Linked DNA regions of Homo sapiens: region 1 is linked to region 2. The links are chromatin loops, found by intact Hi-C in ENCODE. Cell type or tissue: IMR-90. All regions are shown on one strand. Links, peaks and the distances in the headings refer to the core of each region. The heading gives the core; the rest is flanking DNA.

Region 1 (8,311 bases), core at 143-8,142, 240 kb after region 2:
TCACCGAGTTCTCTGCCTTAAAAAAAAATAATTTAAAAAAGTGCAATCAAACAAGAAAGCCTAGTCACCTGAATCCACTAAACAAACAGACCTAACAGAAAACATCATTTCAGAATAAATTGTAATTGTATGGGATATAGATTTTGTTTGAATTGAGTATGATGCCAACTGGTGCTTCAAAATTCTCTATGTATGGTGACTAGGCTGAAAAGTAAGATTTTTATTTCACTCCAAGGGAACCACTTTCACATACTTCGACTTGACTCACTATGTGACAAATAGGGTAACTGCTTTTCAAAACGATGATTAGAAAAATACATTTAAGTAATGTATTACATTAAGTAATGTAAGAAATTAGCTTACGTCTAAAATTCACATGATTTCCAAATACAATAATAGCACCCACGGTGAATCTGAATTAGATATGATTAGCTTATTCTAGTAAACTCAACAGGAGAAGGTTTGTTGTTCTGTGAGAAGGAAAGCTTTTCCAACCTTATCTAAGAGACATTTAAGACAGTGTGTATTGCATGCCCATGTCACTTTTAAGCCAATTCCAAGAGCCAGTAAACGTCTGCCACTAGAGCTTTTTGCTGACCTACAGAATGTTTGACCAGAATCAAACTTAGTTTTCAAAAGCATACATGTAGAAAGAAATACTAACTAGCATCCTGGGAGTTAACTTATTCAAGTTTTTTTGCTGTGGCATGTAAAAACTAACCTCAAAAGGCAATTTAAAAAGGGGAGGGAAGAGAGGGAAACATCTGGATAGGCTCCAGAGAACTCACCCGTGCAAAGTCAAACGCATATCTGTAAATAAGTTTAAAGTTTGTAGAATCATTTAAGAATGATCTTAAGTAATCCAAAGTATTTCTGAGTTTTTCTGTTGTATCACATCTAGAAAAACAGAATAAAGGCAAATTATGACCTGAGTTCATTTATTTATTTTTTTAATAGAGGCAGTAATATAAACACAATACCAAAGGAAAGAACAAATCCCTGAAGTTGAAACACATCCATAACCTATTTTTTCTACACTTAAAAAAAATTTTAAATGTACAGAAAAGTTGAAAGAATAGCAAATAACCACTCATATACCATCCCCTTGATCCAGCAATTAACCTTTTTTATATTTATGTACTCTCTCTCATATACATATACATTTTTCTATACCATTTAAAAGTTGCAAACATAATGAAACTTCATCCCTAAGCACTTCAACACCATCAACAATCTTACTACTGTATCAATGTTAACTTTCTTAGCTGATATACAACCACCTGCAAATTTCCCAATTATTCCCCAATTTCTTTTATAGCTGCTGTTTTCAATCAGGATCCAATCAAGGATCATGCGCTGCTTTTAGCTGTCATATTTCCTTAGTCTCTAGAAGAGTTCTCTGCCTTTTTCTTTCTTGACAATGTCATTTTTGGAGACCAGACCACTTGCTTTTGTAGAATGTCCATCTGTCAGATAATGTCCCTATGATTATATTTAGATCCAACACTTCTGACAAGATGTGTGTCCTTCATCATGTCTGTCTGTCCCTGTTCCATTATTGGTGGATTCCTATGGTTATGGTGGTGTCCACCATTTTCCATTTAAAGGCAATTCTTCCTCTTTGAAATAGTAAGTATCTACAGGATGATACTTTGAGACTATAAATGTCCAGTCCCCAATAACATTTCACTCAATGTGTATTGTACACCACTTAAACTTCCTATTTTCCTCCTGCCTCAGTATCCCCACAAATAAGCAATGAACATCCTACCCAGGAGACCAAGTCCACTAGCGGTAAGTCTGCCCCCCTGCCACAAGGTCCCCTTCTTACACTCCCCTGACTATGACTGAGTGACATCCACACATACCAATCTGACATCCAGGGAAGGCACTTGCCCATGGGTCCTCACTCTCTCTCAGTTCCCCACCTGCTTAGCGGAGCCCACTCCCTGGGAGCTCCTCCCATATAGCTCCCTGTGTGGCATGCCATGCTTCCCTCTCTAGGAACTGAGAATAAAATAAATCCTTTAATCTCCTATTCCTCTCCCAGTAGAAGTTCTGTGGCCAGGTTGGAATGATCTCTAAAGACCTCACAAGGAGGACATACTCCTGACAACACACAATGGTTATAGCATCCATTGGTGATACCTGCCTGAATCAGTAACATCTGAATACCCAAGATGGTGATTTTCTAATCCTATCATTCCTTCTACATTTATTGGCTATAATTCTTCTATAAAGAAGAGCTCCACACATGACCTTCTTATTTTCTGGACTTAGGATTTTTTGCGTCTAATTCAGTGTGTTATAATCTGTTACTGTCATTACTCTTTTTGATTGTAGAAACTTTCCCCATTTGGGCAGTAGCCCCCTAAAGCTGGCTCCAATTTCCTTCTGACATGTCCCCCACAAGTCTCTGAGCATTTCCTTGCTTTCTGGCACAAGATGGAACAGCTCACCCTGTTCTTACCCTATTCCAGACTTGAAATCAGCCATTTCTCCAGGGAGCCTTGGTGATAATAACCTGTTTTTACCAGTAAGTGATACAGTGTTTACTTTTCATAAGCAAGCATACTTATTGGTTATTTTTACAAACTAATTTTGTTTGCAATATCTAGCCCTTAAAAATGAGAATCAAGAGTCACCATTTTCACCAGCAATATTAAAGATTTTCAACACTGAATACGTATTTTCTCTATAGATCTTTAACCTACTAAGTACAGATAATACATACACCAAGTATTATCAATATATTTTGTATACTGTATGAACTAAAATGGTTCATAATAGAGCACACGAATCTATTTTTAAAAACAAGCCTGTGAAAGCTCCTTCTTTGTACCTAACTACAAATAAGTCCTTATGATCTCTTTGTTGATATGATAAACTATCTAAAAGCCTGCAATTATATTAAATGTTTAATTTCTATGAAACAGAACAATTTAGAAAGCCCCTTATTTCTTCCTAATGTGGAAAATAAAAAAGATTAAAATTAGGCTATTTTAGAGTCGGAAAAGACTTCTTCAAGAGAATGACACATAAGCTAAGAGAGTTGAGAGATAAGCAGGAACTAGATATTTTGGAGAGGTGGGAAAGGCTCTCTGTCTATTAGGAACAGCATAGGCAAAGGCCCAGAAGCAGATGGGAGTATGGTAAGTCCAACAGACTTAAAAGACAGCCACTGTCGCTGGAGTGGATAGAGGAAGTGGGAAAGAGGTATAAGATGATGCTGAGAGGAACATGGGGTCAGTCTCATAAAAGGCTTTTGTAGTCCACAGTGAGGGTTTTTAAAATTACATCCTAGGAACAATGGAGGCCACCTGCCACTATGAGAAAGACCACGATCAGGGCTGCATCTTGACAAGCTCACTCTTGATCTCCATGGAGAAGGACTGGTGGGAAGGAAAAGAGATATTGAGAGCCAGTTAGAGATCTAGTGCCAGAATCCCAATGAGGGGGTCACAGGGACTAGAAAGATACACAAGAAAGCAGTAAACAGGAGTAAGTTTGGGAGGCAGGGCTGAATTCGCACTATAGGGTTAGATTTTCTACTGTAGGGTTAGATTTTTTTAATGGTGTGTATATAATAATATAATATTAATAATAATCGGAGAGGGTCAAAGAGGAGGGAAACTGGGTAACCCAAAAACATAAGGTCGAGGTCCCTGTTCTTCACCGGAAAGAGGGTCAAGGACCAAAGCCATAGATTTGACTGGTAGTTTAGTTTAGTCCTGTCTACGAAGAAGAAGAGCGGTTGTTTGTTTTAACAGATTCAAGAGCAGGAAGCACTCATTTAGATAACTACCCCATAGTTAAAAGAAAATAAAGTTAGCTGTAAACTCTAGGCAGAGCTATGAGAAGAAATGTGAAGTTCTGCAGCATGCCTGGGAGCAAGCCCAACATCCTGGCAAAAAGATGTCCCTATGTTTGAAAGATGCTCAGAGATCCTGTCTGAAATGCAGGAAATGAACAGTTCTTGTGCTTTAAACATAAAAAACACAAGTAATATTACTAACTCTGGTACCCATTAAAAACCTGGGGTTGGGAGCTAATGTTGCCAATACAGAGTTTAATCTGCTTTAAAGGGTGTCTTGAACACACAAAGCCCCTGGACTGGCCCCCAATAGTGAAACAGGCTGCTGAGTCACCCTGTCCAGAACCACAGGTTGCCATCTAGTGGCCACTCAACGTACACATCTTCAGAGGACTCTAGAGCCTGGCTTGGGACATGTAAGCCACCAATGTGACCTCAGAAAGCAGTCACATCTTCAACTCAAGTCTTCCCACATGTTTCTGTGTACCATGTATAAAAAAATGTGTAGAAGTCACAGTGACAGTGCCACGCTTCTAAGGAACACCATTTCCCAACACAAAAAAATGCACACAATGTAAGATAATTTCTTTTTGAGTTTGCTGCTCTAACAGATTTGTAAGGACAGAAATCAACACAGTAATCATCGAAGTTTATAAAATCAGAGGTAGCTTTCCCCTATTACCCAGGAAAAGGCCCCTGCCCCTTCACTTAGTATTTTTCCAGCCCATCATCAGTTTATTGCAGTTAATTAACAATTGTCACTGTTTTTTTTTTTTTTTTTTTTTTTTTTTTTAAGTTTAAGCACCACAATTAGCTTAATTCATCAGACCAAAACAGGAGCTGTGTCTTCTCTGGCAGGGGAATGATCTCAGGAGTGCAAGGATAGATGTTCCCTACCAGCTGCCGGCCTAAGTCCAAACTCTCATACCACCCACGTCCTGCCCCAGGCTCACAGGCCCTAGGGAAGCCAAGCACACAATTCCTCTGAGAGCCCAGGCATAAGCCATAAGCCATACTTCACCACCCTAGTTTAAGGATGCTACCAGAGACACCCAGGAAATGACAGAAATGATTAAAAACTCTGGTTTCACAGCCGATGGGCTTTCTGTTTCTATCACACTCCCATCATACAGTAACCTTTTTTTTTTTTTAACAGCATTTTAACCAAATATAATGAAGGGTCTGAATGTTTGTATCCCCCTGAAATTTGTAGGTTGAAATCCTCACCCCCAAGATGATGGTATCAAAAAGTGGTGCCTTTGTGAGATTATTAGGTCCTGGGGGCAGAATCCTCCTGAATGAGATTAGTTAAGAGACCCAAGGGCGCTTGTTTGCCCCTTCCAACATGGGAGGACCCAGTTAGAAGGCACCATCTATGAATCAAAAAGCAGGCTGTCACCAGACACCAAATCTACGGCATCTTGGTCTTGAACTTCTGGGCCTCCAGAGAAATAAAATTCTCTGGAATTTTATTTATAAGCCACCCAGTCTAAAACATTCTGTTATAGCTGCCTAAATGGCCTAAGACATATATGAATACATAAAAATATTTTGTTCTATACTTGTTAATTCTAGTTTGAGATCAAAATATTTCATTAGATAGGTTTAATAAAATTAAAATGAGCAAAAATAGAAAAGAAATCCAAAATAGAAGACAAAATAGTTTAAAGATCGACTACTTTCTGCCTTTAGAGCACATAAATGATTACTCTCTGGGTTTTCTTGTGTACTAGGTGCACATACTTCACAAATACAATGCTTATTTAGTTACTTTACTGGCATAAAGACAAGTGACCTTATGACTTCTGGATCTTTTGTCTGAATATTGTTTATAAGCCCCTCCTCTTAATGGACTTTATCTTACTCATGGTTTTTGATTCCCTAGGGCCTGGAATACTACACTTGGCACATCACTGTCATTCAAACATTTGCCAAACAAATGACTAATCTAGAAAGGTTGGAAGGTGGGGGTGGGAGGGTAGGCAGAGGTTCTTAAACTTGAAGTTGGACTATTTTTGAACTACAAAGAACCTTAAAAGTTATTCTGAATAATTATCTCCACCTCACTGATGAGGACACTACAAAGAACCTTAAAAGTTATTCTGAATAATTATCTCCACCTCACTGATGAGGACATCAACTTCAGAGTTTCATACCACAAAAAGCAAGCGGTTCCTCCATGCCTTTACAGTGGATCAGGCTTGTCACTAAACCCTGAATTGCAAGGATCAAGTGGCAATCACCCTGAGAACCCACCTGCCACCACCTGCATCATACAAAGTGGCAAGCAAGGTTCCCAACAAACAGCCTGAAGGAGTACCCTGGACTCAGAACGCAGACGCAGACCTCTTCCAGGAAATTGCTTCTCACTTCCCAGGAGATAGGGCCCTCAAAACACATGGGCAAGGTCTGGTATCAGGTAATATTCTTTTGTAGAGGGACATTCTTTCGTAAAGAACTCAGTACTATACAAACTGGGTATCACACCTTCTTAAGACAAATAAAAATGGACCTGAAAATGTTGATGGTGCCTCGTCTGAAGGCTTGAAATAAAATCCTGATATGCCCATGCCTTCATCATCACAAGGACACTTTAAAAAGCAGCCATCGGCTGCTCTACTCAGCAATGATGGTCAGGCACGGTGGCTTACGCCTGTAATCCCAACACCTTGGGAGGCTGAGGCGGGCAGATCACTTGAGGTCAGGAGTTCGAGCCTAGCCAACATGGCGAAACCCCGTCTCTACTAAAAATACAAAAATCAGCCGGGCGTGGCGGTGTCTGCTTGTAATCCCAGCTACTCGGGGAAGCTGGGGCACAAGAATCACTTGAACCCGGGAGGCGGAGGTTGCTGTGAACTGAGAGCACGCCACTGCACTCCAGCCTGGGCGACAGAGGGACATTCCGTCTCAAAAAAAAGAAAAGAAAAGAAAAGAAAAGAAAAAGGAAGCAATGAAGAAAAGTGAGAAAAATAATGAAAAAACGAGTGAATAGGATTAAAATCATAAGGAGATGTTCCCCCAAAAGGATACACAAGTTTTAAAAGATTTCAGAGAATTTAACTCTAAAATTCTAGAACACACTCTGATAGGAAAGTATATTTGTAAAAGGGTGGTTTGGCTTTTACCTAAAACTCATTTGTCATCAGATAATATTGTTAGAAGGAAGAATGTGATTTAAGAATCAGAAGTCTTAAGTGTTCTTCCCATCTCTGCCACATTCACACATCACCGATCCCCTCTATGCCTCAGTCTCCTCATTTGTAACATGTTCAGGATAAAATCTGATCTGTCTTCTTCACAAAGTAGCTATGAGGCATTCAAATGGGAGAATAGTGAACAGTCTTCATAAACTACTAAAGCACAATGCGAAAGCATTCTCAACAATAACAAATGGACAGTGATATTAAAAGTGGACAAATTCCAAAATTATTTAAATAAAACCATTTCAACTCAAATTTTAATCCAGTAAAAATCAAGATCTATTATTCCTAAAGTGAAAAGAAAGTCATCCCAATTACTTTAGATTAAAATTACTATGTTAAGAATTAGCACTTCATCGTCAATGCTATTTGAAACATTTAGTTATCCACTTCAACTGTATCTTTCAAGGCCTAATATAGAATGACAATTTGTTTTCTTGAATGAAACTGAGCAAATACACAACACACAGGCGCATGCACACACGCACATATTGCATACACAAGGCAAATACATAAAACCACTGATTTTTCTTATCCTGGGTCAGGTTACACAAACCAAATCTTTTTAATTTTTTAAATCACTGGAGTAATGAAGTTTTAATTTTGCCCAAAGCTAAAATCAGAATATATAGAGATATCAAATATTTTAACTTACAAGTTATACATTACTCAACTTTTTCTCACTAAGTATAAACCAGATGCCAGTAAGTCTTTGCCTTTTAAGCTCTAAAACTGCACCGTTCAACTCAATAGCCACTGGCCACATGTGACTACTGAGCACTTGAAATGTGGTTAATACAAATGGAGATGGATCACAAAATAAACCCCAGATTTTGAAGACTAACCATGAGAAAAAAGAATATAAAAATATCTCATTGATTTCTTAAGAATATTGATTACATGTTGGAATGAAAATATGTTGGACTGTTTGGGGTTAATAAAATAGATTAAAGCTGATTTTACCTGTTTCTACTTTTACATGTAGCTATTAAAAAATCTTAAGTTACATAGAGGTGGCTTTCTCGTATGAGAAAATGTTGGTCTGTTTCTCCTGGAGAGAGCTGCTCTACAAGAATACCAACACACTCTCTCGCTCCAAATACACATATAGACACTTTATAAATTTGCCCAGAATAGTCCTCAAAATGGGTCTTAGTCTTTACATCTTTGGCCACTGGGGAAGCTTGGCCAGACCACCTGACTTCCTTCCACTCACTCAATCACCTCCTGAAGTCCTAGGGAGGAAGGAGGCAACCACCTGGGAAGGGCAGGGACCCCCACTAGTGCAGCCTAGGAC
Region 2 (8,311 bases), core at 277-8,276:
TCCACTCCTCTGTCAGTGGACATTTAGATTGTTTCTGTCTTTTGGCTATTGTGAATAATGCTTCAATGCATATTGTTGTACAACAATCTGTATAAGTCTCTGCTTCCAATTGTCTGGAGCAAAATTCCTGAATCATATGGTAATTCTGTTTAATTTTTTGATAGCTGCCATATTGTTTTCTATAGCAGCTGCACCATTTTACATTTCTACCAACAATCCACAAGGGTTCCACTTTCTCCACATCCTAACCAACTCATGTTACTTTCTTGGGTTTTGGTTGATTTTCTTGTTTGTTTTATTTAAATGGCCATTTTTTTAACTTTTATTTTAAGTCCTGGGGTACCTGTGCAGTTTTGTTACATAGGTAAACTTGAGTCATTGGGGGTTTGTTGTACAGACTATTTCACCACCCAGGTATTAAGCCTAGTAGCTGTTAGCCACATTTCTCAATCCTTTCTCAGCTCCCACTCTCCATCCTCTGGTAAGCCCCAATGTGTGTTGTTGCCCTGTAGGTGTCCATGTATTCCATCATTTAGCTCCCATTTGTAAGTGAGAACATGTGGTATTTGGCTTTTCTATTCCTATGTTAGTTTGCCAAGGTTAATGGCCTCCAGCTGCATCCATAGTCCTTCAAAGGACATGATAGCATTTGTTTAAATGGTTGTATAGTAGTCCATGGTGTATATGTACCACATTTTCTTTATTCAGTCTACCATTGATGGACATTTATGTTGATTACATGACTTTGCTATTGTGAACATATGCACGCATGTGTCTTTATAATAGAACAATTTATATTCTTTGGGTATATACCCATTAATGGGATTTGCTGGGTTGAGTGGTAGTTCTGCTTTAAGTCTTTGAGGAATTGCCACGCTGTCTTCCACAATGGTTGAACTAATTTACTCTCCCCAAAACAGTGTAAAAGCTTTTCTTTTTCTCCACAACCTCACCAGCATCTGTTATTTTTTACTTTTTAATATAGCCATTCTGACTGGTGTGAGATGATATCTCATTGTGATTTTGATCTGCATTTCTCTAACGATCAATGATGTTGAGCGTTTTTTCATATGCTTTTTGGCTGCATACATGTCTTTTTTTGAAAAGTGTCTGTTCATGTGCTTTGCCCACTTTTTAATGGGGTTGCTTGTTTTTTTCTTGTAAATTTAAGTTTCTTATGGATGCTGGATGTCAGACCCTTGTCAGATGCATAGTTTACTAACATTTTGTCCCATCCTGTAGGCTGTCTGTTCAGTCTGTTGATAGTTTCCTTTCCTGTGCAAAAGCTCTTTAGTTTAGTTAGATTCCGTTTGTCAATGTTTACTTTCATTGCAATTGCTTTTAGTGTCTTTGTCATAAAAATCTTTGCCCATTCTTATGTCCAGAATGGTATTGCCTAGATTGTCTTGCAGAGTCTTCAAGGGTTTCAGTTATATATTTAAATCTTTACTCATTTTGAGTTAAATTTTGTATATGGTGTAAGGAGGGGATCCAGTTTCAATCTGCGTATAGCTAGCCAGTTCCCTAGCACCATTTATTGAATAAGGAATCCTTTCCTCATTGCTTGTTTTAGTCAGGCTTGTTGAAGATAGTTGTAGGTGTGTGGCCTTATTTCTGGATCCTTTATTCTGTTCCATTTGTCTACATGTCACTTTTGTACCAGTATCCTGCTGTTTTGGTTACTGTAGGCTCTAGTATAGTTTGAAGTCGGCTAGCGTGATTCATCCAGCTTTGTTCATTGTGCTTAGGATTCCCTTGGCTTCTTAGACTCTTTTTTGGTTCCATATAAATTTTAAAGTAGCTTTTTCTAGTTCTGTGAAGAATCTCGATGGTAGTTTAATAGGAATGGCATTGAATCTGTAAGTTGCTTTGGGCAGTGTGGCCATTTTTACAATATTGATTCTTCCTATCCATGAGCATAGAATATTTTTCCATTTGTTTGTATCGTCTCTGATTTTTTTGAGCAGTGTTTTGTAGTTCTCCTTGAAAAGATCTTTTACTGCACTAGTTAGCTGTATTCCTAGATATTTTATTCTTTTTGTGGCAATTGAGTATGAAATTGCATATTACCACCATCTTAATGGGTGTGAAGTGGCATCTCACTATGGTTTTGACTTGCATTTCCCTAAGGATTAGTGATGTTTAACATCTTTTCATGTGCTTATTGGCCATTTGTATGTCTTGAAAAAATATCTGTACAAGTCCTTTTCTCTCTCTCTCTTTTTTTTTTTTTTTTTTTTGAGACAGAGTCTTGCTCTGTCACCCAGTGGCATGATCTCAGCTCACTGCAAGCTCCACCTCCTGGGTTCATGCCATTCTCCTGCCTCAGCCTCCTGAGTAGCTGGGACTACAGGTGCCCACCACCACGCCCAGCTAACTTTTTGTACTTTTAGCAGAGATGGGGTTTCCCCCTGTTAGCCAGGATGGTCTCAATCTCCCGACCTCGTGATCCACCTGCCTCCGCCTCCCGAAGTGCTGGGATTACAGGAATGAGCCACCGCGCCTGGCCCCTTTTCTTATTTTTGAATTGGATTGTTTTGTTGTTGTTGAATTGTAGGAGTTCTTCCTATATTCTGGCTATTAACCCCTTATCAGATATATGATTTGCAAACTTTTTTTTTCCCCACACTGTAGATTGTCTTTTCCCTCTCTTGGTAGGGTCACTTGATATACCAAAGTTTTTAATTTTGATGAAGTACAATTTATGCATGTTTCCTTTTGTTGCCTATACTTTTGTTGTCATATCCAGGAAATCATTGCCAAATCCAATCACATGAAGATTTTCTGTTTCTGTTTTCTTCTGAGAGCTGTGTCATTTTCTCTCTTATGTTTAGGTCTTTGATCTATTTTGAGTTATTTTTTGTATATGGTATAAGATAAGGTTCCAACTTCATTCTTTTGCATGTGGATATTTCATTTTCCCAGCATCGTTTTTTAAAAGATTATTCTTTCCCCATCAACTGGCCTTAGCGCCCTTGTTGAAAATCATTTGGCCATATATGTGAGGGTTTACTTCTGGGCTATTTAGCTGATACCATTGGTTTGTATGTCTGTATTCTTGCCAATTCCACATTGTTTTTATTACCGAAGCTTTGTAGTAAGTTTAGAAATCAAGAATTGTGATCCCTTCAACTTTTTTCTTGTTTTTCAAGATTGTTTTGAGATTTCATTTGAATTTTAGAATGAGTTTATTATTATTATTATTATTATTATTATTATTATTATACTTTAAGTTCTAGGGTACATGTGAACAACGTGCAGGTTTGTTACACATGTATACATGTGCCATGTTGGTGTGCTGCCCCCATTAGCTCGTCATTTACATTAGATATATCTCCTAATGCTTTCCCTCCCCCCTCCCCCCACCCCATGACAGGCCCCAGTGTGTGATGTTCCCCTTCCTGTGTCCAAGTGTTCTCATTGTTCAATTGCCACCTATGGGTGAGAACATGCGGTGTTTGTTTTTTGTCCTTGTGATAGTTTGCTGAGAATGATGGTTACCAGTTTCATCCATGTCCCTACAAAGGACGTGAACTAGGATGAGTTTTTCTATTTCTACAAAAAAATTATTGGCATTTTGATAGGGATTTCATTGAATCTATAGATCTCTGGATGCTCACATCCTGTAAGTTAGAATAGTATGAGCTTCAAGTACACAAGCTCCATCTTCAACTTGAGAAGTAGAGAGGATCTAGATATAGGACAATCAGGCTTCCATTTGCTCTAAAATTTTCTTTGCTCTTTCCCTGTATCCATTTGTTCCTATGTTCACTTCCCTCACAGTCTCAAGCCAGTGGCCAATAGCAATAGGACAACAGGCTTTCTGCTTTGTATTCAGCAAGTTGGAAAGAAAAAAAAGTCTTCTTCAACCACGGAAGAAAATTTCTTCCTTATTATCTAATTGTATCACTTTTGATGTGAACCCAACTACCAATAAAGATAAAGGTAGATATTTATTTTTTTTAAAACTTTTGTTTTAAGTTCAGGGCTAGTTTTGTTATATAGTGCAGGTTTGATGTATAGATTATATATTATGTCATGGGGGTTTGTTGTACAGATTATTTCATCACCCAGGTATTAAGTTTCATACCCATTTGTTGTTTTTCCTGATTCTCTCCCTCCTCCCAAACTTCACCCTCCAGTAGGCCCCAGTGCCTGTTGTTCTCCTCTATGTGTCCATGTGTTCTCATCATTTAGCTCCCACTTATAAGTGAGAACTCATGGTATTTGGTTTTTCTGTTCTTGTGTTAGTTTGCTAAGAATAATGGCCTCCACCTCCATCCATGTTCCTGCAAAGAACATGATCTCATTCATTTTTATGGCTGCATAGTATTCCATGGTGTATACATGTCCCATTTTCTCTATCCAGCCTACCACTAATGGACTTTTAGGTTGATTCCACGAATTTGCTATTGTGAATAGTGCCGCAATGAACACAAACACACACGTGTCTTTATGACAGAACGATTTATATTTCTTTGGGTATTTACCAAGTAATGGGATTGCTGGGTCAAATGGTAGTTCTGTTTTTAGGTCTTTGAGGAATCAGCACACTGTTTTCCACAATGGTTGAAGTAATTTACACTGCCACCAACAGTGTATAGGCATTCCTTTTTCTCCACAACCTCACTAGCATCTGTTATTTTTTGACTTTTTAATAGTAGTCATTCTGATTGGTGTCAGATGGTGTCACTGTGGTTTTGATTTACATTTCTCTAATGGTCCATGATATTGAGCTTTTTTTCATATGCTTGCTGGCTGCATGTATGTCTTCTTTTGAGAAGTGTCTGTTCGTGTGCTTTGCCCACTTTTTAATGGGGCTGTTGGTTTTTCTCTTGTAAATTTGTTAGGGTATCATATAGATGCTGGATATGAGAACTTTGTCACATGCATAGTTTGCAAACATTTTCTCGCATTCTGTAGGTTGTCTGTGTTCTGTGTTGATAGTTTCTTTTGCTGTGCAGAAGCTCTTTCATTTAATTAGATCCCATTTGTCAATTTTTGCTTTTGTTGCAATTGCTTTTCAAAAGACAGAAATTTTTTGCCTTAGTTCCTGAACCAATCATAGTTGTAAGAATTACTACAACTGGCTTAAAATAATCAGATTACATCACTGGAGGTCAAGATGGGAGTCACTTTCCAAGCAGTGCAGAGAAAAAGCAGTTGACTAATTAGAATTATGGTTCTATCAGAGGGGAAAGTGATGGGGATAAATGCTGGGTATTCCAGCAGTAGTGTCCCCTAGATTTCTACTTCCTAGATCTCTATAAGTGGGGTAGGGGTTATGAATAACAAGAGATGTATTCTCTTTGTCTAAAACAAGTTCTGAAATATTGTAGGGGTATACTACTGTGGAATTATGGTGATTTTACTTAACAATAGCAATGAATTATGTAAAAACACTAAGAAATCTTTAAACACATTAAACAAGCTCAAAAATCCTAAATTCAAGCCAGTAAGTGGAATAGTGTTTATGCCTCAAATTTAAGAAATAATATTTTGTTTAAGTCAATATGTGGGTGTACAATGGTGGTAACAATAATGAATGTGTGGTACTTCAAAATTTTCACAACTCCATTCTAATCTATTTTCCGGTGTGATTATGCTTAAAAGAGTGCCACAACTAAGGGAATCATTCTGCCCATTTGATTTTTAAAATATTTCATTTTCATTGGTTATGCAACCACTATTATATGGAGATATTTGGCCTCCTCAAGTGCATTCTGGTTTCAACAAGCTGGTTGAGATGGCCCTGAGAGGAATGGAGGGAAAATCAGAGGCTGCTCATTTTAATTCGAAAAAAGAAGAAAGATCAACTATTTCTATAGTTCTTCGTACAAGAATCAACTGAAATTAAATAATCTTATGTAAGTATTGACAACATTTTTTCCTCTTTGTGAAATAGTTGCTGCCTCTAAACTTGGGAAAAAGTCAATATATTTAATTAACTTTATTATTAAAATATGATTTCATCAATGTAAAATATTTTTAAATTACTCAGTCCAAATAGAGCCAAGCCAGTGTTTTATCACTATCAACAAAACCAGATTAAAATACATCAGAAGCATTCAGTTGGTTATGGATATGGTGACTCTGATGATAGTAATCTCAGAGTTTTCCTATGGAAAGAGTCATGGTTCAATAGACATATATAACTAGCAGTACATCATTCAGTTTGCCAGAATGAAATTCTCAGAATAGTCATTTTGTTCCTATGACTACAGTAAATCCCTTTTGAATGTTTATGATACCTGTTGAAGGATGCTCACATTAAAGAAAGTCAAAAATATAAATTCAGAAAGTCCAACAATACACAGATTTGTAATAGCCTAAGACAAGTTAGGCTTAATAGAGTTTATGGGATGTGCTCTTTAAGTTAACTTAGACCTGTGTGCACTGTGAACAAATCAATATTTCCATAAAATCTAGTAATTTTTACATCTCCAATTTATGCATCCTCCTGTAAATTGGAGATCTGTTTCTCTAATGGGTCCAAAGAGAGAGCCCACCAAGGAAAGGGCTGTCATAATATGAGGCAGAACATTTTACAGCTTATGTTTCATTTCAATGATCTCTTTGCTTCCTGTGGATGTCTGATTTATTACTGCTGTCAAGAAAACGCCACAGTTTCCAGTAAGAAGCTGAAGAAAGACTCAGCCACCCACATCCCAGTTGGCCAAGGTTCCCGCCACATGGCATCTGTAAAAATAGGAGTGATAAAGTTCTGGTTTCCAATTTTAGCTGAGGAAAAATCAAGCTTTCAATTTTTCCTATCCATCTAGTTGTTATATCCCCTTTGAACCACAAGTTTTAAAATAATAACTCCAAGAATATTATAAACTAATGAGCTAAAGACTTTATGCGAATAAATAAATTTTCAAAAAATATATTATTCCACACTAAATAATCTCCCACATCTCTACAAAGCAGATTTAGGAAAACAATCCAAATTTCAAATAACCAAAATCCTCAAGAAATCAACATCTGCGGGGAAAGACAGGTATACTGGAAAGAAAACATGTATTTTAAAATGTTCAATCTGACACATTCTAGCTAAATAAAGCCTCATAAGTTTATTCAGAAGACTTTATGTCTACTAATTACATGCATCAAGTTTGCAGAAAGCCTACAATTTTGCATTTCATCAGAAAGTTTTCAGGTTTATAAATATGTTTGGGAATGTTGAGGCTCAATCTTAGTTTTGGATTCATTTTGGGAGGCTGTAGTTGGCAGACCGATAAATACAAACCCTGGGAAGTTTTACAAGTGGCTCCTGAATGTGCCAGTAGAGGACATGTGCCAGTAGAGGACACTGTTCATTTCCTACACAGAACTCTTTCCCCCTTCTTCCTCCTACCAACTTTGGTTGAGCTCCCTCAGTAGCAGACCCTCCAGCAAGGACTTGGGTACAAGTTGTTTGGTTGAGAGGTGATACCAGGAAATACTGGTAAGCGTGTGAGGAAGTGATCCAGGAAAGAAAAGAAGCCAACACAGACTATATTAATGAGCAAATCATCTCTGTGGGCAACTGGAACTCCATACCACTGGGAACCTGTGTGAAATGGAGTAGAACATAACTTAGAGTTTTTCCACCAAGGGACAAGGAAGCTGCGGTACTGTCCTTCAGTTCTCATCTATCACCAACTGAGGGCTCCTTCCAGGAACATTAATTCCTCAGCACTTTTCAGCCTACTCCAAGCAGACCATGCAAGCTCCCATAGCCAGAGAAATTCCTCAGAAAGAGAGTCACAGATACTTGCAGTAGGAAGTTACCAGTGTGCACCAGAAACAGTGCACAACAAGACAATAAGGGCAGGTCACTAATCGCCTCTGATACACTCAACAAACTCCGGGTTTGTCCAGGTATCCACTTCTCTCAAAAACCACCATTGCCTTGGGGGAATGAGGCATCTCCAGTTCTGAAGATGGGCCAGGTTGACATATCTCATCGACATTCACAGTGATTTCGGGAATGCATATGCAATTTAGGTCTGCCCAGTAAGGTGTGGTTAGAGTTCTTCAGGACAGATGAGGGGTTTTGGGCAAAGTGTCTTGTTCCTAAAGCAGAGTGTTAACAACGCATTTTCTCTTTCTCCTGAACATTGCCCTGTCTGGAGGTGAGTGCTGGATCTGCTGCAGCCATCTTGCTACCTACCTGAGAAAGAAACCAGCATTGAAGGGAGGTGCAAAGAACCTGGATCCTGAATCAACCAAGCCTGAATCCTGTCTAACCTCTGTACACACTGTTTATGACCTAATTTATTCCCTCATGTTTATGCCAACATCTTTTGAGGTTTCTGTTACTTGCAAC

What was found. Hi-C counts contacts between places; a loop is a spot of excess contacts. Peaks named below come from ENCODE experiments on the same cell type or tissue, not always from the same donor. Only the 100,000 strongest peaks of a DNase experiment are listed, where the experiment ranks them.
Region 1: a loop joins it to region 2, with 4 times the contacts of the local background. A loop is called at or near these places in 6 of 110 quality-filtered maps.

Annotation. Positions count from the first base shown.
Region 1 is chr4:51,891,856-51,900,166 of GRCh38, reverse strand. It overlaps DCUN1D4 (defective in cullin neddylation 1 domain containing 4), which reads right to left. Exons shown (of 11, transcript NM_001040402.3): 8 at 789-897. Among named protein-coding and RNA genes, the nearest start is that of DCUN1D4, 53 kb to the right of the region's middle. In IMR-90, for the core only: a CTCF peak has its summit at 4,172 (motif pointing left); a DNase peak (open chromatin) is centred at 4,176; H3K27ac peaks cover 247 bases.
Region 2 is chr4:52,133,727-52,142,037 of GRCh38, reverse strand. No RefSeq gene overlaps it. Among named protein-coding and RNA genes, the nearest start is that of SPATA18, 87 kb to the right of the region's middle. In IMR-90, for the core only: no CTCF peak of the experiment used is centred there; no DNase peak of the experiment used is centred there; H3K27me3 peaks cover 143 bases.